Regions from separate parts of the Homo sapiens genome. Here region 1 is linked to region 2. Evidence: chromatin loops called from intact Hi-C (ENCODE). Cell type or tissue: CD4-positive, alpha-beta T cell. All regions are shown on one strand. Links, peaks and the distances in the headings refer to the core of each region. The heading gives the core; the rest is flanking DNA.

Region 1 (15,871 bases), core at 2,150-10,149, 120 kb before region 2:
GTGAGACTCTGTCTCAAAAAACAAACAAAAATCAAAGTGCCAACCTCTGGGCTGTCCCCTCCTGGCCTGCCTTGTTCCTGAGCTCACCAGGGTCCTTCACTCTGTGGCACTGGCCTCAGCCAGCACCAAGGCTGAAAGAGCCCATTCAGAGGCCAGAAAGAAACTGTTAGGCTCTGAAGCCGTGGGCCAGGCCAAGACAGAGATTCTGAGGCATGGTTCTGGAATGGGTTTTTCCGCCCACAGGCACTCAAGGAGGACAGCATTGGGAGATGGCTGGGTGGAGAGTCTGCGGGAGGCTACAAGGCAAAAATCCCCTACTCCCCCTGGGCTCCTTCACAGTTTGTGTGTCCTCACAGAGCAAGGAAGTTCTGTGAGCCTCATTCAATCATCTGAGGTTCTTCCCAGGAAAATTATAGTGGGAACTCTGGCTTTGATGAAACTGCTTTTTTTTCAAAGCAGTTTGCAAAATAACCGGGGCCTTAAAAAACAATCTGGATGAAATGGTTTTTGCCATTTCAATTGGTTCTCTTCCAACGTGTCTTCCTTCCAGTAGGTTTCCAGAATATTTTGGTTTCAAAATTTGGGGGCACAGATTTGCAAAGTGGATTTCAACATGTCGGGTTTCAAAGGGGGCTGGCTTTGAAAGTGGTCTGGGCTTCTAAAAGGTTTGATTGAAAACTGGTTTGGTTCTCAGACATTCCAGAAGCTTCTCCCGGAGTCCAGAGCCTCCCAGTGGTGCTTTGGGAAGGGGGCCAGGCAGGGCGTCCTGGTGAGTGGACGTAGGGTGGGCAGGGCCACCCTTGTCCTGGGATGTTGTGGAGGACTTGGCACGCCCTGTCTCAGGCCTGGCTCTGGCTCTGGGTGGATGTTTTGCATCTTCAGAAAAAAGCTCCTGTGGGATATTTCTCCTCCAGCCGACCCCGCCCCCCAGGGCATTCGAGAAAAGGGTGCTTGTCTCTTGGTGAGAGGGCCACGGTTCCTTCAGTTTCTCCGTTCCTACGGGCCTCTTTCTTTTTCCTTTTTGAGACGGAATCTCACTGTGTCGCCCAGGCTCACTGCAACCTATGCCTCCCGGGTTCAAGTGGTTCTCATGCTTCAGCCTCCTGAGTAGCTGGGATTACAGGTGTGTGCCACCACATCCAGCTAATTTTTTGTATTTTTAGTAGAGATGGGGTTTTCCCATGTTGGCCAGGCCGGTCTCGAACTCCTGACCTCGTGATCTGCCCACGTTGGCCTCCAAAGTGCTAGGATTATAAGTGTGAGCCACCACACCAGGCCCGTTTCATCCCTGCCTCAGCCTGCATGCCAAGCTCCCTGGGTGCCCGCCCACAGGTGTCACCCTTTAAGGAGAAAGTGGCCTGGGGCTGGAAACAGGACTTTGTAGGGAAGGACAGCGCGTGTGAGAAAAGGCCTGTTGATGGGCACGCCAGGGTTTAATGGACGGCTCTTTGAAGTCATGGGCTGAGCCAGAAGGAATTGTCATGATGTCAGTCTCATTTCCAGATGGGGAAAGGGAGACCCAGGCTGCGGTGACCCACTGAGGCACAGGATCAGTGAGAACCCAGCCCTGGCTTTGCCCAGACCTCTCAAGGGCACTTCGTGGGACCATTGCCGGCCGTTGTGGCATCTGTCCCTGGCCTTGCCCCCATCCGTCTCTGCACAGCCCAGGTGGGTCCGAGCCAGCCCCAGGTCTCCAGGGTCCCAGCCCAGCCTCTAGAAGAGCCAGCAGCAGGGCTGGAAGGGAGAGCACATGCTGGGCCTTGGGGCTGCCTTGGACCTCAGGCCGTTGACAAGGAAAAGCGGAGAGTTGGGAAAAAAGGACAAATAGCTGAGCGCCAGCCGCAGTCTGGGGGACGGGAGCCTCGTGCGACTCTCGGAGTGCTGGCCAGATTGGCAGAGGGGAGGAGAGAGGAAAAACCCAGGCTCTGAGGAAAAACCTCTCCAGCCCAGCGCGTGGCCTGGCATTAACCCACTGCAGCCCCAGGAAGTGGTTCCACCCCAGGCAGCCAACAAGGCGGTGCCTGAACTATGTCTGTGGATGACGGAGCCACGACCTGTCCCTCAGGGCTCAGCGCTGCGGCTATGTCCAGGGACCCCTGGCTGTGCCCACGTCGGGGCTTCCCGTTCCTTACCTGCCATGAGAATGAGATGTCCAGGGACCTCCCTGCTCCAGCTGGGACCTGTGGGGCTTTGTCTGTTGTCCCGAGCACCTTGGAGATGTCATTTCTAACATTTTAACCCAGGAATCCCCCCACCAAGGGACAGAGTGCAAGGACATGATCGAACAGAAAAAGTTCTGGTACAAGATCAACCCCGTGGGGTGGTGAGTGCTGCAGCCCCGGGCCTCACATCCTGCCGTCCCTGTGGGAGATTGGAGCGGTCCCAGTGCCCACCGCTGATTCTCTGGCTCCAGCAACCCCTCCAGGTGGATCCGTCCCACGCAGCCTGGCCTGAAACACTGCCCAGCCACTGGGTCCAGTAAGACAGAGCCTCGAGTCATTCTGCCAAGAGGATCCAGAAACACAGACTTTTTCTGGGGTCCTGGAGGCTTCTGGCCCATGGGGAGCCCCTGGGTCCCAGCGATCCAGCCCTGATGTGCTGAGGGTGCAGGGCCCAGCTGCAGAGCAGAGGAGAGTGGCCCCCAGGGACCAGCAGCACGAAAGGCACACTGAGGCACACTGGCAGGCCTGGGCTGCAGAGAGCCTGAAGGTCATGGGGTAGCTGGTGGAAGCAGGAAGACCCCATACAGCAGCGACCACTGAGGCTGGTGCTGCACTTTCTCAGGGAATTGAGTGTGGGCTCCCACCATCCCGGCCACTGGCTTCCTCCAAAGCCTCCTCCTCTTACATCAGCAAACCTTCTGTTCGGTGACCCCCTCAGTGACCCTCTGTGCTTGCCTTCGTGGTCTTCCTCATGGAGGATTTCGGGTCAGCGTGGGGGTCAGAGGTCATTTCCCATACCCCCTCAAAGGTACTTCTTGCTGTGGTCCCCACACTCTGACACCCTCTTCTGAAATGAACACTTTTTTGTTGTTGTTGTTGAGACAGAGTCTTGCTCTGTCGCCCAGGCTGGAGTGCAGTGGCACAATCTTAGCTCACTGCAACCTCCACCTCCCAGGTTCAAGCGATTTTCATGCCTCAGCTTCCCGAGTAGCTGGGATTACAGGCATGTGCCACCAAGCCCAGCTAATTTTTGTATTTTTAGTAGAGATGAGGTTTCACCATGTTGGCCAGGCTGGTCTCGAACTTCTGACCTCAAGTGATTCGCCCGCCTCGGCCTCCCAAAGTGCTGGGATTACAAGCATGAGCCACTGCGCCCGGCCACAAACACTTTTTTTTTTTTAAACAAGTGAAAACAAGTTTATTAACAAAGTTAAGAAATAAAGAATGGCTATTCCATAGGGAGAGCAGCCTGAATAAACACTTTTTTTGTTGTTGTTGAGGCAGAGCCTCACTCTGTCGCCCAGGCAGGAGTGCAGTGGTGCGACCTCAGCTCTCAGCTCCCTGCACCGTCCACCTCCTGGGTTCAAGCGCTTCTTCCCCAAGTAGCTGGGACTATAGGCACACACCACCATGCCCGGCTAATTTTTCTCTTTTTAGTAGAGACAGGATTTCGCCATGTGGGTCGGGCTGGTCTCGAACTCCTGGTCTCAAGTGATCCGCCCTCCTCGGCCTTCCAAAATGCTAGGATTACAGGCATGAGCCGCCGTGCCTGGCCACAAACATATTTTAAATTTGAACAATAAAGGAACTGGACCAGGAAGTGTGGAGTTGGGGAGACCCTGCTCTCGCCAGGTGCCTTCCCGGCAGGTTGTCTCTGCCTCCCCTTGCACCCCTTGAATGGCGGGCTCCCTCTCCCATAGCCCCTGCCAGGCTGGATAACCAACTTCATTCTTATACCCGTCCGAATCTGCCCCCTGTTAATGGCACCCACCAGTCCTTGTCCAAACCTCGAAGCTCAGGACCTCACAGAGCACCACGTCCTCTTCTGTGTCATATGCAGCTGGATCTCAGTAAATGGCAATGTCTTCTCTACCCGGGACTGAACAAAACCCATTCCTCCTATGAAAGCCGATAAGACCTGGGGGCAGAGCAGCCCGCCTTCTGTCCCCGCGGCTTTAGGGGACACCGGCCACCCACCCTCAGCTTCTTCCCCCACTTCTTGGAGAATGTCTGCGATGTGGGTGAAGACTGGCAGAGAAAAGCTGGTGTAACCTTCTGCAGGGGTTTCGAGCAATTCTGAATCTCAGCTGGTGAGGAGGCCAAAACCTGCTCTGCCTAGCAGACTGGTCATGTCTCCCTTTCCCTTCCCTTCCCTTTCCCTTCCCTTCCCTTTCCTTGTCCTTCCTTTTTCCTTCCCTTTTCCTTTCCTTTCTTTTTCTTTCAGAGTTTCGCTCTTGTTGCCCATGCTGGAGTGCAGTGGTGTGATCATAGCTCACTGCAGCCTTGAACTCCTAGGCTCATTTCTATTTATTTATTTATTTAGAGATGGAGTCTCGCTCTGTCGCCCAGGCTGGAGTGCAGTGGCACGATCTCTGCTCATTGCAGCCTCTGCCTCCCGATTCAAGTGATTCTCCTGTCTCAGCCTCCCGAGTAGCTGGGATTACAGGCGTCTGCCACCACGCCGGGCTAAATTTTTGTATTTTTAGTAGAGTCAGGGTTTCACCATGTTGGCCAGGCTGGTCTCGAACTCCTGACCTCAGGTGATCCACCCTTCTTGGCCTCCCAAAGTGCTGGAACTACAGGCATGAGCCACTGCACCCAGCCTTCTTTTTAAATATACATTTTTTGAGACAGGGCCTTGCTCTGTGGCCCAGGGCTGGGGTGCAGTGGCATGATCATGGCTCACTGTAGTCTCCACCTCCCAGGCTCAAGCCATCCTCCTACCTCAACCTCCTGAGTAGCTGAGACCACAGGTGCCTGCCACTATGCCTGGCTAAATTTATATTTTGTGGAGACAGGGTCTTGCTGTGTTGCCCAGGCTTGTCTCAAACTCCTGGGCTCAAGCAATCCCCCTGCCTTGACCTCCCAAAGTGCTGGGATTACAGGCCTGAGCTGCCGTGCCTGGCCTGGTCACATCTTGAATGGAATCGGGCTCCGTATTGTCCAGATACCTCCCATATTAAAAAAGAACTGGGGCCGGCAGCAGTCACACTTCCCAGCCCTTCCCTGAGCTTGGGTCTGGTGGGAGTGTGGAGACAGCAACAGGGTCCCTGTGTGTGCAGTCTGGCTGCAAGACTCAGGGGTGTGCGTGTGTGCACCTGTGTGTGCACCTGTGTGTGCACGGGTGCAAGGGCATCTGTGTGTCGTTTTCTTACAGGAAGGCGTGGGCCAATGACCAGCTGGAAGTGCAGGTTCATGTGTCCTCAGACAGTGGCTGGTGCCTCACGCTGGCTTCTGGCTGTGACCAGGGTAGCAGAGAGAGCAAAGAGGTCCTTTCCTCAGGTGGGTGGAGTGGGGCTTGAGCACAGTCCACATGCAGAGATGAGTGTGGACTCGGAAGACCCTGACCCCCTTGTATCAGTGTGTAGGGGAGGTCTCAAGGTCATTGCCCTACAGAAACCAGGCTGGGTGCGGTGGCTCACACCTGTCATCCCAGCACTTTGGGAGGCTGAGGCGGGTGGATCACCTGCGGTCAGGAGTTCGAGACCAGCCTGGCCAACAAGGTGAAACCCCGTCTCTACTAAAAATACAAAAATAAGCTGGGTGTGGTGGCACATGCCCGTAATCCCAGCTACTCAAGAGGCTGAGGCAGGAAAATCGCTTGAACCCGAGAGTTGGAGGTTGCCGTGAGCCGAGATTGCGCCATTGCACTCCAGCCTGGGCGACAGAGTGAGACGCCATCTGGAAAAAAAAAAAAAAGCGTAAAGAATTCCCTCCCTGGGGCCGAGGTGGCAGCTCTCCACACCTTCCCACAAGGGTGCCAGCTGAGGAGGGACAGTGGAAGGGGCCCCTGCAGGGCTGGGGGATGCCTCTGAGCGTTCCAGGCAGGCAGGCACAGGCAGGAGCTCCTGGAGCTGTAGCCTCCTCACCCAAGGCTTCCAGCTCCTTCCTGTGTGGGGTCTCAGACACGCGACCCACCCGGACGTCCGTGACAGTGTAGCTTCTTCATCTCCGGCATGACCCGAATTTCCTCGGGGCCCCCCACTCCCTGGGGAACAGGAAGAAAATACCCATTTCACCCTCACTGATATACACAGCACACAGGCACCTACGTACACACTTGCACACATCCAGTGTCTCAGCCCGTGGCTGCTTCCGCCCCACTGCCCGTCTTTGTAGCAGGACACAGGTGCACGCCTGGGGCCCAGGGCTCTCATCCAAGCTGGTATGTCCCACCGCCCCCCACCCTCTCCCAGGCACCCAGCATTTTGAGCCCAGAATCATGGGAAACTCCCGTCAGGTCCACACGGTGCTGAGCCCAAGCCTGCAGGGCTTGGGGGAGGTGGGCTGCTCTCAGCTTCCCCCAGCCTGGCCTGGCATCTCCTGGACCCCCGCAGGGGTGGCAGCTCAGCCCCTTGTGGGTTTTTTCTTTGGGGGGACAGACTCTCGCCCTGTCACCCAGGCTGAGGTGCAGTGGCACGATCTCGGCTCACTGCAACATCCACCTCCCGGGTTCAAGCGATTCTCCTGCCTCAGTCTCTTGAGTAGCTGGGATTACAGGCGCCTGCCACCATGCCCAGCTGTTTTGTATTTTTAGTAGAGATGGGGTTTCGCCATGTTGGCCAGGCTGGTATCGAACTCCTGATCTCAGGTGATCTGCCTGCCTCAGCCTCCCAAAGTGGTAGGATTGCAGGTGTGAGCCACTGCGCCTGGCCCTGTTCCAGGATCTTGGCTCTCTGTCCCGGGCAGGGTGCTTCCGGGCCTCTTTGATTCTGGCCACAATGCTGAGCCTGTCCCGCAGCCCTGGGAGTGGCCCCCAGACCTTCCACTGCCCCAGGAATGGCTGACGCAACTATTCCCCCCAACCAGTGAGACCTGTGCCTGCCCGAGGAAGGTGTGAGCCGGGCCATTTAGAGGAGCTCCCTCGGGTGGATCCACCTCTGAGTCCTGGGCCTGCAGCCTGGCACAGGGCTCCTGGAGGGGCTGCATGGAGCTGGGCAGGCCGGGCCCTGGGCATCTTCCACCAGGGGGCAGCCACGGCTCAGGAACGCGACCTGCGGCGCACCCTTGGCTAAACGCGGCTGCACGCAGGGCATGGGGTGGCCGGCCAAAGCGCATGTGAACCTGGTAATGCAATGTCCCCCGTGGGTCCGAAAGCCCTGAGGCCACCCGAGTGAGCATCCCTCCAGCCCTGAGGCCACCCTCCCGGGCCTCTGAGACACGGTCCCTGTGTGGGTGGCTGTACAGTCCCGGTTCTGGACAGGCCGTGGGGGGCACAGGAAGTGGCTGCTCAGCCCCCTGGGCGGCTGGACCAGGAGGGCACTGGGTGATCTGGGGGCACCGTGGCAGGGCTGGGCCTGGTCACCCAGGCTCTGACGCCCTCGTGATTCCTGTCTGCTGGGCCCCACAGCGCCCTCAGCACCATGCTGGCCATGCTGGCCAGAGCTGTCTTCCTCCCACCAAACACTGTCCGTGAGGGCGACCTGTTTCCAGTTTGAACCAAGTTCACACTGACTCCACCACTCACTTGCTGTTGGGTCACTGCTCTGGGCCCCTCTGGGGGACTCAAGGAGCTGAGTGGCTCCGACTCCCCAGGCCTGAAGCCCCAAGACGCGCTGCCAGGACCACGCTGGCTGAGGCCACTCTTTGAGCCCCTCCCCCACAGGTGGCCGAGCACACACAGTCCAGTGGGCTGAGGTGGCCCCAAGGGCAGGAACGTGGCATCTCTTCCCACCAGTCAGTGGCTCTGGGGGCACAAGGACTTGTCGGGGGAAGGAGGCAGCAACCGCAGGTCAGAAGCTGGAAGCAGCGGCCACTCAGCAAATGACACAGCTGAGCCGGAAAACCCAGTCCCAGGGCTGTGAAGAGCTGGGGCCGGCCTCACGGGGGCTCCCCAGTTTCCCCTGCCCGGCCCTGGGCCGGCCTCACGGGGGCTCCCCAGTTTCCCCTGCCCGGCCCTGCCCTGCCCTGCCCTGCCCTGCCCTGCCCTGCCCTGCCCTGCCCTCCCCTCCCCTCCCCTCCCCTCCCCTCCCCTCCCCTCCCCTCCCCTCTCCTCCCCTCCCCTTTCCTTCCTTTTTCTTTCCTTCTTTCTTTTCCTTCTTCTTTCCTTCCTTCCTCCCTCCCTTCCCTCCCTCCCTTCCCCCCTTCTTCCTTCCTTCCTTTCTCTCCCCCTCCCCACTCCCTCCCTCCCCTCCCCCATCCCCTCCCTCTCCCCTCCCCTCCTCGTCCCTTTGTCAGGGTCTTGCTCTGTTGCCCAGGCTGGAGTGTAGTGATGCAGTGAGCTGTGATCGCACCACTGCAGCCTAGAACCTCCCGGGCTCAAGGGATCCTCCTGCTGCAGCCTCCTGAGTAGCTAGGACTATAGGCATGCGCTACCAGGCCTGACTTTTTTTTTTTTTTTTTTTTTGTAGAAATGGGGTTTTACTGTGTTGTCCAGGCTGGTCTTAGGGTTGAATTCCTCCTGCCTCAGCCTCCCAAAGTGCTGGGATTACAGGCATGAGCCGCCACACCTGGCCGGGATTGTGCTGAATATGTAGATCAATTCGAGGAGCACTGCCCATCCATCCTTGAACATGGGCCCCGTCTCCATTTACTTAAGCCTCTTTTAATTTGTCTCAACAATATTTTGTCTTTTTCAGCATATAAGCCTTGCACTTTTTTTGTTACATTTATTCCTAAGTATTTTGTTATTCTTTATGCTATTGTGAATGAAATTGTTCTCTTATTTCTATTTTCAGAATGTTTGTTGCCAGTATATATAAAATAAAACACTATTTATTTATTTATTTATTTATCTATTTATTTATTTAGAGACGGAGTTTCATTCTTGTTGTCCAGGCTGGAGTGCAGTAGCACAATCTTGCCTCACTGCCACCTCCGCCTCCTGGGTTCAAGCGATTCTCCTATCTCAGCCTCCCGAGTAGCTGGGATTACAGGTGCCCACCACCACGCCCGGCTAATTTTTGTATGTTTAGTAGAGATGAGTTTCACCATGTTGGTCAGGCTGGTCTCAAACTCCTGACCTCAGGTGACTGGCCTGTCTCGGCCTCCCAAAGTGCTGGGATTACAGGTGTGAGCCACCAGGCCCAGCCTACAATTTGTTTTTATACATTCATCTTATATCCTGCCACCTTACTAAGCTTTATTAGTTCTAATAGCTTTGGGGTTGATTTCTTAGGATATACAGGACCATCATCTGTGCATAAAGATAGTTTTACTTTTTCCTTTCCAATCTGGATGCTTTTAATGTCTTTGTTTTGTCTTATTTCATTTTTGTTTTTCCTTATCACACTGAGTAGAGCCTGCAGTATAATGCTGAATAACAGTAGCGCATCAGATGTCCCACTCGCTTTGTCCCCCTGTTAGAGGGAAAATATTCTGGGATTTACTGTTATATACTTTAGCTGGGCCAGGCACAGTGGCTCACGCCTGCAATCCCAACACTTTGGGAGGTCAAGGCAGGAGGATTGCTTGAGCCTAGGAGTTTGAGACCAGCCTGGGCAACACAGCAAGATCCCATAAAAAATGCAAACAAAATTTAAGTTAGCTGAGTGTGGTGGTGTGCACCTGTAGTCCCAGCTACTTGAAAAGCTGAGACAGGAGGGTCCCTTGAGCCCAGGAGGTCAAGGCTGCAATGAACTATGATTGTGCCACTGTGCTTCAGCCTGGGCAACAGAGTAAGACTCTGTCTTCAGAAATGTATATATATTAAATACAAAAATTTTAATATATTGTATATATTTTATATAATATAAAATATTTTCATATATAATACTTTATATATAATATACATATTAGCTGTACATTTTTCATAGATGCCTTTATCAGCCTGAGGAAATTCCCTTCTATTTCTAGTTTATTGTGCGTATCTATCTTAAATGGGTTAGATTTTCTCAAGTGCTTTTCCTGTAGCTATTGAGATGGTCATGTGGTTTTTGTCTTTTATTTCATCAATGTGATGTATTACAGAAATTGCTTGTTGAGGGCTGGGCGCAGTGGCTCACGCCTGTAATCCCAGCACTTTGGGAGGCCGAGGTGGGTGCATCACAAGGTCAGGAGATCGAAAGACCATCCTGGCTAACACGGTGAAACCCTGTCTCTACTAAAAATAAAAAAGAAAAATTAGCCAGGCTTGGTGGCAGGCATCTGTAATCCCAGCTACTCGGGAGGCTGAGGCAGGAGAATTACTTGAACCCGGCAGGCAGAGCTTGCAGTGAGTTGAGATTGCGCCACTGCACTCCAGCCTGGGAAACAGGCAACCCCATCTCTCAAAAAAAAAAAAAAAAAAAGAAAGAAAGAAATTGATTGTTGAATATTAAACCAACTTTGCATTCCTGGAGTAAATCCCAGTTGGTCCTCGTGTGTGATCTTTTTTTTTTTTTTGAGACGGAGTCTCGCTCTCTCACCCAGGCTGGAGTGCAGTGGCGCGATCTCGGCTCACTGCAAGCTCCGCCTCCCGGGTTCACACCATTCTTCTGCCTCAGCCTCCCCAGTAGCTGGGATTACAGGCGCCAGCCACCACACCCGGCTAATTTTTGTATTTTTAGTAGAGACTGGGTTTCATCGTGTTAGCCAGGATGGTCTCGATCTCCTGACCTCGTGATCCGCCCACCTTGGCCTCCCAAAGTGCTGGGATTACAGGCGTGAGCCACCGCGCCCGGCCGTGTGATCATCTGTATATGCTGCTGATTCGGTTTGTAATCTTTTGTTAAAGATTTTTGTGTCTATGTTCATGAGGCTAGTCCTCTGTACTTTTCTTGTTGCATCATTTTCTGACCTTGGTGGAAGGATAGTACCGGCTTCACAGAGTGAGGTAGGAAACGCTTCCTCCTCTTTTATTCTACGAAAGATTTGGCATTATTTCTCTTTCAGTACTTGGTAGAATTTACCAGTGAATCTATCTGGGTTGAACTTTCATTTGTGAGAAGATTTTTTTTTTTTTTGATATGGAGTTTTGCTCTGTCGCCCAGGCTAGAGTGCAGTGGCGCAATCTTGGCTCACTGTACCTCCACCTCCTGAGTTCAAGCGATTCTCCTGCCTCAGCCTCCCGAGTAGCTGGGACCACAGGCGCCCGCCACCACGCCCGGCTAATTTTTTGTAGTTTTAGTAGAGACGAGGTTTCACCGTCCTAGCCAGGATGGTCTCCATCTCCTGACCTTGTGATCCGCCCGCCTCGGCCTCCCAAAATGCTGAGATTACAGGCATGAGCCACCGCGCCCGGCCGAGAAGATTTTAAATGACTAGTTCAATGTCTTTCGTTGTTACAGATCTTTTCCAATTTTTGGTTTCTTCTTAAGTCACTTTTTAAAGTTTGTGCCTTTATAGGAATTCATCCATTTCATCTAAGTATTTTACTTTGTTGGTATAAAGCATTCATAATATTCTCTAAGAAGCCTTTTAGTTTCTGCAGGGTCCGTGACATACGCTCTTTAATTCCTGAATTTGATCATTTGTATGTTCTCTCTCTCTCTTTTTTTTATTACTTTTTTTTTGAGATGGAGTCTAGTTTTAGATCTCTTTGTATTTATCCTACTTTGAGTTGACTGAGCTTCTTCAATTTGTAGATGAATGTTGTTTTAATCAAATTTGGGAAATGTCTGGCCATTTTTGTCTTCAAATACTTTTTCTGCCCCTTTTTCTCTCCTGGGACTGCCATTACATGCATGTTGGCACAGTTCATATTGTCTCACAAGTCTCTGAGGCCCTTTTCATTTTTCTTCAAATTTTTTTTCTCCGTTCTTCAGATTGGATAATTTTTTTTTTTTTTTGAGATGGAGTTTTGCTTTTGTCGCCCAGGCTAGAGTGCAATGGCACGATCTCAGCTTACTGCGACCTCTGCCTCCGATTCTCCTGCCTCAGTCTCCCAAGTGGCTGGGATTACAGGCGTGAGCCACCATGCCCAGCTAATTTTTGTAGTTTTAGTACAAATGGGGTTTCACCATGTTGGCCAGGCTGCTCTTGAACTCCTGACCTAGTGATCTGCCCGTCTCGGCCTCCCAAAGTGCTGGGATTACAGGAGTGAGCCACTGCACCTGGCCCAGATTGGATAATTTCTATTCATTGATCTGTGGTCAAGTTCATTGTTTCTTTTTTCTGTCATGCGACATCTGCCCCTCTAGTGATTTTTTTTTTTTCATTTCAATTATACTTGTCAACTCCAGAATATCCATGTGTTTCTTTTTTATAATTTTTTTTTCACTTTTTAAATATAATCCATGGGGTCACATTTTTTATATTTCGTTTCTTTATTGAGTATCTCTATTTGCTGATTCATTGTTGATATGCTTTCCTTTCATTCTTTACACATAGTTTTCTTTAGTTCTTAGAACATCTTTATATTTCCTGCTTTGGAGTTTTGGTCTGAAAAAGTCAACATCAGAGGACACTCAGGGACAGTTGTTTTTGGAATAGGGATCATAAATTTGTGTTTCTTTGTATATCTTGTAATGACTTTGTGGAAAACCAGACATTTTAAATGACACACTGTAGCAGCTTTAAAGTATTATTTTTCTCCCTTGAGGGCTGATGTTGCTGCTATTTTTCTGTTTGTTTCTTTTGTAATTTGCCTCAACTTAGTTTGTGAACTCTGTCCCCTCCATGATGTGCAGCCACTGATGGCTCTGATTGTGTCCTTTTTTTTTTTTTTTTTTTTTTTTTGAGATGGAGTCTCGCTCTGTCGCTCAGGCTGGAGTGCAGTGGTGCAATCTTGGCTCACTGCAATCTCTGCCTCCCGGGTTCAAGCGATTATCGTGCCTCAGCCTCCCAAGTAGCTGGGATTGCAGCTGTGCACCACCATGCCTGGCTAATTTTTGTATTTTTAGCAGAAACGGGGTTTCACCATGTTGGCCAGGCTGGCCTAGAACTCCTGACCTCAGGTGATCTGCCCGCCTTGGCCTCCCAAAGTGCTGGGATTACAGGAGTGAGCCACCGTGCCCGGCCTCTGATTATGTTTTTATTATTTATTTATTTTAAGACAAGTTCTTGCTCTGTCACCCGGCCCGGAGTGCAATGGGATGATCATAGCTCACCGCAGCCTCAACTTCTGGGTTCAAGTGATCCTCCCATCCCAGCCTCCCAAGTAGCTGGGACCACAGGCACGCACCACCATGCCCAGCTGGCCATGGGATATACTTATATTGAAAAAGTGAATTATTATTTATCTGAAATTCAAATTTAATTGTACATCCTGTTTGTGTTTTTCTAAATATGGCAACCCTACCTGGGGGGATCTTCTTGTAGTAATTAATATGGTGAACTGAGGGTGCTCCCACATACCTGTTTCCTTCCCATCCTCATTCCCATTTGATGACCTCGCTTTGAGATGGAGTCTCGCTCTGTCCCCTAGGCTGAAGTGCAGTGGCGCGATCTCAGCTCACTGCAAGCTCCGCCTCGTGAGTTCACACCGTTATCCTGCCTCAGCCTCCCGAGTAGCTGGGACTACAGGCGCCCGCCACCATGCCCGGCTAATTTTTTGCATTTTTGGTAGAGACGGGGTTTTACCGTGTTAGCCAGGATGGTCTCGATCTCCTGACCTCGTGATCCGCCCACCTCGGCCTCCCAAAGTGCTGGGATTACAGGCGTGAGCCACTGCGCCCGGCAGATGACCTCACTTTTTATTTCACCAAGGAAATTACAGCAACCACAAGAGACCTGCTGGGAGCCCTCACCACATCCTCCCTCCACCCACCCTGAGTCTGCACTCTGCCCCCTCCACTGCCACGAGGAAAGGACTGCTCCCACCTGCCACAGACCCCCATTGTGCACATGTCACATGAGCCTGTGGACAAGCCCTGCCACGCAGGCCCCTTCCTGTTGTGTTTGTATTGCTGACAGCACACCATTCCTGACTGGTTCCTGTATGTACCAACTTTACAGATAAGAAAACCGAGGCTCAGTTTAAGGCACAGATTAAGATTATACAATCAGCCGGGCATGGTGGCTCATGCCTGTAATCTCGGCACTTTGGGAGGCCAAGGTGGGCGGATCACTTGAGCTCAGAAATTCAAGACCAGCCTGCCCAACATGGTGAAACCCCATCTCTACTAAAAATACAAAAATTAACCAGGCGTCGTGGTGGGCACCTGTAGTTTCAGCTGCTCTGGAGGCTGAGGCAGGAGAATGACTTGAACCTGGGAAGTGGAGGTTGGAGTGAGCCAAGATTGTGCCACTGCACTCCAGCCTGGACGACAGAGCGAGAATCCATCTCAAAAAAAAAAAAAAAAAAAAGATTATACACTCAATAAGATCTGATAGCTACAGTATAGTGTAAAAAATAACACAGCGGTAATCCCAGCACTTTGGGAGGCTGAGGCAGGTGGATCACTTGAGCTCAGGAGTTTGAGACCAGCCTGGCTAACATGGCAAAACCCTGTCTCTACTAAACATACAAAAATTAGCCAGGCGGGGTAGCATGGGCCTGTAGTCCCAGCTACTCAGCAGGCCAAGGTTAGGAGAATCACTTGAACCTGGGAGGTGTAGTTTGCAGTGAGCCGAGATCACGCCACTGCACTGCAGCCTGGGTGACACAGCGAGACTGCATCTCAAAAACAAAACAAAACAAAATAACAAAACCTAAAAAAAAAAAAGGGCCGAGCACCGTGACTCATGCCTGTAATCCCAGCACTTTAGGAGGCCAAGGCAGTCAAATCACTTGAGCTCAGGAGGTCAAGACCAGCCTGGCCAACATGACAAAACCCCATCTCTACTAAAAATACAAAAATTAGCCGGGCGTGGTAGTGGGCGTCTGTAATCCCAGCTACTCAGGAGGCTGAGGCAGGAGAATTGCTGGAACCCAGGCGATGGAGGTTGCAGTGAGCTGAGGTTGCACCACTGCACTGCAGCCTGGGATACAGATCCAGACTGTCTCAAACAAAACAAAACAAAACAAGACAAAACAACAACCAGAAGGAAGTAGAGGCAGGTTTGACCCCAGGGCTGTTCCTCTGAAGGGTTCCCCATTCGTCCATCTCTTCTCTGAGCCCAGGACCTGGCGCTGTTTGGCCTGGAAACCTCCAAGGAGGAGCCACTGCCACCTCCCTGGGGCCTGGTGGGGGTCATAGGTTGGCCGGTACAAGCAATAGACCTGCTTTTATCCTTCGTTCAACACCCGAGTCTCAGCAGACATCACACAACCCATCCTTGGCTGATTCAGGCAGTGAGAAGGGTCCCTCCAGAAGACCCCCAGGTACCCTTCAGTCTCTGCAATGGGAGGGTGGACCCTGAGATCTTCTGCACCCCAAGACCACACAGCACAGGAGAGGAGCACGTCTCCAAAGAGAAGCTGGGCTATGTCTGGAAATGGGCAAGCAAAACAGGACCTGTGGCCCTTCCCACTGGATGGGGAGGAGCTGAGGAAGGCATTTCGGAGGAGGTGACGTCTTACGGGGAAATTTGTGTGTTGGAATCAAAGTGAGGGAAGGGCTTTGGGGTGGAGTGGCCAGCAGGAGCAAAGGCTTGGAGGCCAGAGAGAATCTGAGCGGCACACAGGCTGGGGAGGGGTTGGCCGTGCCTCGGACACCGGCCTCTGCAGCTTGAGCCTATTACTGACCCAAGTCCCAGTATCACCAGGTCCCAGTGATTCCTCACAGCAGCCGGCGTCCCTCCCCTTGTCTCATTCCTGCTGGCCCCGACTTCCTAGCTCCGTGCTTCTCCAGGCCTCAGTTTCCCCTCTTCCAAGGCCAGGGCCCGCTCCCCTTCCTGGGGCTGCCAGGAGCCTAGAGCGTGGGAAACGGCTCTGCTGTGTGTCCGGGGCCAAAGACACGCAGGGGCGG
Region 2 (8,000 bases), core at 1-8,000:
TAAATGTTTGATAGAATTCACCAGCGAGACCATGTGGTTCTGGGTGTTTCTTTACTTCTATAAGGTCAGTAGTGAGGCCCCCTTTTTTTTTTTTTCCCCCTGTATTTTGGTAATTTCGTGTCTCTGGGTTTTTTTTCTTGGCTAAAGGTTTGTCAGTTTTGTTGATCTTTTCAAAGAACCAACTTTTGGTTTCATTGATTTTTCTATTGTTTCTATTTTCTATTTCATTTATTCACTGTAATTTTTATTCCTTTCTTTTACTTCCTTTGAGTTTAGTTTTCTATCTCCTGGTTCTGAAGGTGAAAGTTTAGATTATTGGATTATTGCCTTGAGATCTTTCTTTCTTTTTTTTTTTTAATATAGGCATTTACAGCTACAAATTGCCCTCTAAACATGGCTTTTGTGTTTTTGATTATTTGTTTTTGTTTTTCAGAGACAGAACCTCACTCTGTTGTCGATGCTAGAGAGCAGTGGCACAATCACAGCTCCCTGCAGCCTCATACTCCTGGGCTTGAGTGATCCTCCTGCCTCGGCCTCCCAAGTAGCTGGGACTACAGGCGTGTGCCACCATGCCTGGCGAATTTTTTAATTTTTTGTCAACACTGGGTGTCACTATGTCACCCAGGCTGGTCTCGAACTTCTGGGCTCAAGCAGTCCTCACTCCTTGGCCTCCCAAAGTGTTGGGATTACAGGCATGAGCAGGTGCTCAGCTTGCTTTTGTTTCTTTGCGCCTGGAGTGCAGTGGTGCGATCATGGCTCACTGCAGCCTCAACTTCCCGGACCCAGGTGATTCTCCCACCTCAGTCTCCTGTGTAGTTGGGACCACAGACATGTGCCATGATGCCCAGCTAATTAATTTTTTGTTGTGTGTGTGTGTGTGTGTGTGTGTGTGTGTGTGTGTACAGGGTTTCTCCATATTGCCCAGGCTGGTTTTGAACTCCTGGGCTTTGAGTCCCAAAGTGCCGGGATTACAGGTGTGAGCCACCACGCCCGGCCCTGCTTTTGTTTTTTAAGGTGGAAGATTAGGTTATTTATTTGATGTGATCTTTTTAAAATATAGACATTTACAGCTGTATGTTTCTCTTTGAGCCCTGCTTTAGGTACATCCCATAAATTTTGATTTTTAAAATTCACTCACTTTCGGAGGCCGAGGCGGGCGGATCACGAGGTCAGGAGATCGAGACCATCCTGGCTAACACAGTGAAACCCCGTCTCTACTAAAAATACAAAAAATTAGCCGGGCGTGGTGGCAGGCGCCTGTATTCCCAGTTACTTGGGAGGCTGAGGCAGGAGAATGGTGTGAACCCGGGAGGCGGAGCTTGCAGTGAGCCGAGATTGCGCCACTGCCCTCCAGCCTGGGTGAGAGAGCGAGACTCCATCTCAAAAAAAAAAAAAAAAAAAAAAATTTCACTCATCAGCCGGGCACAGTGGTTCACGCCTGTAATCCCAGCACTTTGGGAGGCTGAGGTGGGCGGATCATGAGGTCAGGAGTTCAAGACCAGCCTGGCCAACATAGTGAAACCCTGTCTCCACTAAAAATACAAAAAAAAATTAGCCTGACATGGTGGTGCACACCTGTAGTCCCAGCTACTGAGGAGGCTGAGGCAGGAGAATTGCTTTAAGCTGGGAGGCGGAGGTTGTGGTGAGCCAAGATCATGCTATTGCACCCCAGCCTGGGCAACAGAGCAAGACTCCACCTCAAAAAAACAAAAAATTTCACTCATCTAAGATATTTTTAAATTTCCCTTGTGATTTCGTCTTAGACCCATTGATTATTTAGGAATTTGTTGTTTAATATCCAGGCCAGGCACAGTGACTCACACCTATAGCCCCAGCACTTTGGGAGGCTGAGGCGGGTGGATCACCTGAGGTCAGGAGTTTGAGACCAGCCTGGCCAACATAGTGAATATAACCCCATTTCTACTAAAAATACAACAATTATCCGGGCGTGGTGGCGGCACCTGTAATCCCAGCTACTCAGGAGGCTGAGGCAGGAGAATCGCTTGTACCCGGGAGGTGGAGGTGGCAGTGAGCCGAGATTGTGTCACTGCACTCCAGCCTGGGCGACAAGGCGAGATTCTGTCTCAAAAAAAAAAAAATCTATACATTTGTGAATTCCTTTCTTTTGTTGATTTCTAGTTTTCCTTGTTGTAGAAGAATATACTTTGAATGATTTTCTCTTTTAATTCATTGAGGCTTTTTTGTGGCCTATGGTCTGGTTTATGTTTAATGTACACTTGAGTAGAATGTGTATTGTGCTGTTGTTGAGTGGGGTGTTCTGTAAATGTCTGTTAGGTTTTTAGTGTCTGCTGATCAAGTTTTTCTAACTCCTCGTTGATCTTCTGCCTCGCTCTCCTGTCTGTTAGGAGCCTGGCCCTGCCAACACCTTGATTCTGGACTTCCAGCCTCCCAAACTGAGACAGTTAATTTCAGTGTGAAACCACCCCATTTCTTCTGTTACAACCACCCTGACACAGGCTGATTGAGCTTAACCTACTGTGGAAATAAGTGGCAACCTCAGATAGTGCTTGAAGGAGGCGGAACAGATTGGCCATTTTGTGTGAGTGCATGTGTGCGTGTGTGTGCGTGTGTGTGTGTGAGTGCATGTGTGCATGTGTGTGAGTGTGTGTGTGTGTGTGTGTGCTGTGTATGGTTGTATTCTGCTGACTGCAGTCATGGATCCTTGGACTGTTGTGTGATTTTAGGTGCGTGCATGAGTGTGTGTGCGTGTGTGTGTGTGCATGCGTGTGTGTGTGTGCGCTGTGTATGATTGTATTCTGCTGACTGGTGTCATGGATCCTTGGGCTGTTGTGTGATTTCCGGTCCTGACTGCGTTTCACCTCTTCCCTGCACTATGACCGGCAGGCTGGAGGCAGCACGGCTGGAAGGGAGTGGTGGAGAGGGCAGCCGTTGTGGGTGAGATCAATGCATTTTGTTTACTACACATAAAATCTCATTCCTTTGTTGAATTTCAGGTCATTCAAAAAGTCTTCAAGATTTTATTCACAGCAAGGAATAATGACAGATGTTTACAGAGAAAGTTGCTGCTGCTTTTCTAGACAGTTTTCAGCAGTTTCCCCTCTGTTCTCTGCAGGCACGTCCTTGTGATGCCCAGGGCTGACTTGGCTTTTCTGATCCCCCGCTAACCTGTGTGTCCAGTTCCCGGCCTGCCCTTCCTCAATTTTGTGCATAATTTCAATACACTTTGCTAAAAGGAAAACTTCTCTCTATAATTGTCATATGCTGTTTATGTCTTAAAAGGTCACCTTAAATAGGTGATATAAAAAATGATATAAAAAATTTCAGTCAATGGCTGATTTTTTTAAACGCTCCATTTATTTGGAATGCACCGTCTTTCCTTTGCCCCTCGAAATGCAGTCACATTGCACTTGTGTCCTGGCCTGTCTAGTTGCACCTTATCCATGTTATCATGCAGCCAGGCATTTCTAATACAGTTTCACACTGCTAGCAAAATTGGCACTTCATGTACTATTAGCCTTGTAGAAAATAAGTTTGCTTTTCAGAACGCAGTAGCATCCCATTATGATACTGCGTGGACTCAGCTATACCAGGGACAGGTAGCACAAATGTCATCACCTCCACCCCAAGCTGTAGAACTATTGGCTCATAATGGGGCATTCAGCTCTAACTTCCAGTGTCCGCATTGGAAAGCACCAATATGATCTTCCGAGGGACTTTAAACATTTTATGCTTCTCTTTTTGGATTTCAATTTGAGTGAATGAGTTAATACAGAAACACTTTTGTCTTCAAAAAGCTTCCTTTTTTTTTTTTTTTGGCCATCCTCGTGCTGAAATCAGACAGTACAAGTCTTATTTCATTCCCTGGACCAGGACAAAGTCACTGGAATAAGAAGGCAAGAACCTTTATAGGCCCAAATGCCTTCTCATTGTAATGCATATGTTTTGGTTTTTGTTGGTTTTCGTTTTTTTTTTTTTTTTTTTTCCCAGCTGGGGTCTTGCTCTGTTGCCCAGGCTGGAGTGCAGTGGCATGATTATGACTCACTGCAGCCTCGACCTCCTAGGCTCAAGCGATCCTCCCACCTTAGCCTCCCGAGTAGCTGGGACTACAGGTGTGTGCAACCACAGCCTGGCTTATTTTTTAAATTTTTAAGATTTTTTTTGTAGAGACAGTGTCTCACCATGTTGCCCAGGCCGAGTTTGCTTTTTAAAAGATGACTCTCACCCGTTCTTACCAGGAGACAGTCACAGATTCGTTGTGCTTTGATGTAAAGATGAATAAGAGTGAGAACATTTATGTAAAAATGAAATGCTTTCAGCAAGAACTGGTTTTGTTTTTCTTTGTCAAGACACAATTCTGTGGGAAATAGTGTTACTAGATTTGCAGACATTTGCACGCCTGCTGGGCGGCGTTTTGTGTTTTGTTCCCCCCACCCACCCATTCCTTCTGATGAGACTGAGGAACTGGCTGCTGCCCAGCTGGAGTGTTCTGAGTGGCCTCAGAGCTGGATTTCTGGAGTTTCTGTTTCAGCAGCTGTGGACGGGCTGTTTTCGCTTTTGTAAACGTGATGGTCGGAAGCCCAGCAGGTGCCGTCGAGTTACAGTGTTTGCCTCTCTTCCTCCAGGGAGATGACAGTCTGTCTGCAGTCACCTTTGACTCTGATGTGGAGACGGTGAGTGCCGCTGGGTGTCAGCCGTGCGACCTCGGGCTGGTTGCGCTGCCCTTGCAGACTGCACTCGGAAGCGTAAAATAGGCCGTTCTCCACAATACTGTGTCGAGAGCTGGAATGCATATTCCGAATGCTCCTTGGTGTTTGAAAAGTTTCCAGCCCTTAGGTTTAAATACCTGTGGTGATAACTTTAAAACTTTTATCTGGACGTGAATCCTGAGCAGGGCTCATGTGAGACAGATTGCTAGTCCCTGGCCTGCAGCTGGTTTTGCCCTGCACCCCACGCCCTCATCCTGACACTTGAGGGGAGGAGGAGAGCCCCTGCTAATGCCGTCGGAAGGACCCGATGGGAGAAAGCAGACCTGGGCAGCCGCCATCCCAAGCTGAACTGCTGCCTGGCCTCCCAGCCCGGAAAGGAGAGGGGCAGGAGTGGTGTCCGATGGCCCAGTGGCACACTATGGCCCCGGACTGGGCTTTGGGTTTGTTTGGCAAGCTGTGCTGGGTAGAAAAGGAAGTGTGCCAATTGCTCTTCTCGTGTATGAGCGAAAAAAGCTTTTCTTACTGGAGACGCAGATCTAGCAAACCTGCAGCCAGCAGAACGAACCCGGCACCAGCAGATCTCAATTCCACGTTTGCTCTGTGGACTCAAGGGGGAGCCTCAGCTCCACTGTCTCCCTCCAGGGACCTCTGTTCGCAAAGTTAAGGATTTTCCCTCCATGTCACAGAGGGCAGGGGATGCTCCTCTGATGTTCCCCGGAGGAGGAGGGATCCAAACCAAGCCCCAGGGAAAATTCCCCCCGCGCAGAACTTGGGGCTCAATGTTTCTGCTGGAGGGGAAGTGAGGAGACCTGGCCGCGGTAGCCTTATCTGCTCGGTCTAGTGCAAGGTGATGAGGAAGTTAAGGTTGGAAGCATGGCAGCATCTTCCCCAGGCCACGGCACGACGGGTTGTGTGTCTCTAATGCAAAATCCAAAATGCTCCAAAAATGGAAACTTTTTGAGCACCCTCATGAGGCCACAAGTGGGAAATTCCACCCTTAAGTACTTCACACAAGCTTTGTTTCATGCACAAAGTTATTAAAAACACAATATAAAATTACCATTGCACTATGGGTATAATGTATATATGAAACATAAATGAATTTTGTGTTTAGACTTGGGTCCCATCCCCAAGATACCTCATTATATGGATGCAAATATTCCCAAATCAGAAACACTCTTGGTCCCAGGCATCTCGGATATGGGACACTCACCCCGTAGTAAGCAGTGGAACCAGATCTGGACCCCGTTCTGTGAGATCTGGACCCCATTGGGTGTTTGGCATCGTGGTTGTCACAGGAGACCACCTTCCAGACAGGGTCTCCCTTTGCTCGGCTTTCTTCCATAGTGGGCTTTGCAGTTGACTTATGTGCAGGGATTCATCTGACCACCTCCACCTGAGTGGACAGAGGTGCGCTGGGCTCCCAGGCTGGCTGTGCGGGCGGTTTGGGTGGGGGCAGATCCGCCATTTGTGTGGGACCCTCAGTCTGAACGTCAGGAGCCCGGGCCCGATGGTTTTCTGTAATTGGAACTTGTGCTCTGAGAGCCCAGCCCTGAGCACTGACGTGAGTGCATTTTTGTGGGGTCTGCATCGGGCCCTGCGTGTCCTGTTCCTGGACCCTCCTTACGTCCCCGTAAGCTCACGTCCTCTTGCTGCTCTTACACGACCCCTGACCCTTTCTGAACATGGTAGGGTCTTGTGATGCACCACTGTGGGAGCTCAGCAAGCCTTATGCCATTTCTTCTTTCTTTCAGAAAGCAAAAAGGAAAGCTTTCCACAAACCTCCACCCACATCGCCAAGTAAGTATGACGAGGCCTGCCTTCCCTCTCACGCCGACGTTCCCTGGTGTCCTGGAGAGAATGAAGGGTATTTGCTTTGTACATTTAGGTAGCTGAGACCTGACGCCTCAGCCAGTTGGCCCCATTCCCACTGGGGTCTCCCAGTTCGCGCTGGAGTCTCCCCCTTTCATGTTGGGGTTCATGCTGGGGTCTCAGGAGCACGTGGAGTCCCTGTTGGTGCCAGAGTGACGAGCCCTTTCTCAGGGCTGAGGCTGCCACCAACTCCCCAGTCTCCCCCGACAGTGCCTCTAGGCCTTTTGTTTTCTTTTTCTTGCTTTCTCAAAGGCTTACCTCTTCTGAATGCTGCCAGAGTTAAAGGATTTTTGACCTGGGATTTGTTCCTGAGAGTCGAAGTTACTGAGAAGGTGTAGTTGGTGGGACGGGTGGCAAGTTCACCTTTTTCCCCTTTGGATCATCCTGGGCTTGTTTTGCTGCCAGGGTTCTATTCTTCCTCACCCTCAGCAGGAGGAGGGCAGCATTTGCCACCCTGCTTGTCCAGGAGGGTGCCGCGGAGGTGGGGTTAGTCCAGGTGGCCCCGAGGCCCCTCTGTCTCTAATGCCGCTCTCGTGTACAGCAGCCCGTGTGCCGACCTTGTGCGTACGAATGTGTTCGTGACCCTGTAAATCCTAGGCCGGCATCCTGTGCTACCCCAAAGCCTGTGGCCTTCCCTGGCTGTGCCATCTGTAGATGTGTGTCTATTTTATATACGCGTATCATATATTTCAAAGGTTCAGTCAAGTATATGACGCACTCAGAGAATATAAACAAACTTTGCTACTAGCCCAAGGAAAACATAATTAGGTAAATCCCTGCACAGAAAAGAATGCATGTTATATGTTACAAATCAATATAAACACTAGAAGGAAATCACCTAGCAATTTGGATTTTTGATGTCCTTTCTCTCCTTCCATGGAGAAAATTGAGAATTGATATAAAGTAAAAGGCCAGGACCGGGGGTGCCTCCTGACTCACACTCGGGACCTGTTTTTCTCCGGGTTTCTAGTTTCGTGAGTGTAGGGACCATGTCTGTCCTGTTCACTCAGCAAGTGTTTTTCTCCAAGGCCTGGTCAACCTGCTTGTAGGTTTGCAGCTCCCACCACGTTCCGAGGCTTTTCATCGTCCTGGTCACTCTGCCAGGAGGGCGAGGCAGGCGATGATGTTTTCCTGCTTTCCGAGTTTGTCGTTTTCCGGGCAGTATCAAACGCTGGCATCTCTCCACCACCCTGTCTCCGTCCTCTCTTCTTCCCTCCCCGCTTTTATCCCCGCTTTCATGCTTTCCTGAGGAACCCTTCCTACTCGCCGATAAGCCCACACACTCTTAGGAGGGAAATGTAATGTGTAGGGCTTTTTTCTGCTCACTCATTTACTTGTATAAATGACAACTTAAATCTTTACGTTTTGGAAGAATTTGAGACTATCTGGGAGGCCAGGTTCTGTGGTCCCGGGTAAGTGAAGATGCAGCAGGGTCCCTGC

The links. Hi-C counts contacts between places; a loop is a spot of excess contacts. Peaks named below come from ENCODE experiments on the same cell type or tissue, not always from the same donor. Only the 100,000 strongest peaks of a DNase experiment are listed, where the experiment ranks them.
Region 1: a loop joins it to region 2, with 5 times the contacts of the local background. A loop is called at or near these places in 20 of 110 quality-filtered maps.

What each region holds. Positions count from the first base shown.
Region 1 is chr7:2,444,451-2,460,321 of GRCh38, forward strand. CHST12 (carbohydrate sulfotransferase 12) reads left to right here. Exons shown (of 2, transcript NM_018641.5): 2 at 1-4,034. Among named protein-coding and RNA genes, the nearest start is that of GRIFIN, 24 kb to the right of the region's middle. RefSeq lists silencers at 4,013-4,196, 8,024-8,103 and enhancers at 6,786-7,441, 7,442-8,095. In CD4-positive, alpha-beta T cell, for the core only: CTCF peaks have their summits at 7,142 (motif pointing right) and 7,343; DNase peaks (open chromatin) are centred at 7,131 and 7,871; H3K4me3 peaks cover 742 bases; H3K27me3 peaks cover 852 bases.
Region 2 is chr7:2,562,512-2,570,511 of GRCh38, forward strand. IQCE (IQ motif containing E) reads left to right here. Exons shown (of 22, transcript NM_152558.5): 2 at 4,605-4,652; 3 at 6,443-6,488. Among named protein-coding and RNA genes, the nearest start is that of IQCE, 7.5 kb to the left of the region's middle. RefSeq lists enhancers at 4,041-4,220, 4,332-4,934, 4,501-4,550, 4,751-4,920, 4,935-5,536. In CD4-positive, alpha-beta T cell, for the core only: no CTCF peak of the experiment used is centred there; DNase peaks (open chromatin) are centred at 4,640 and 5,629.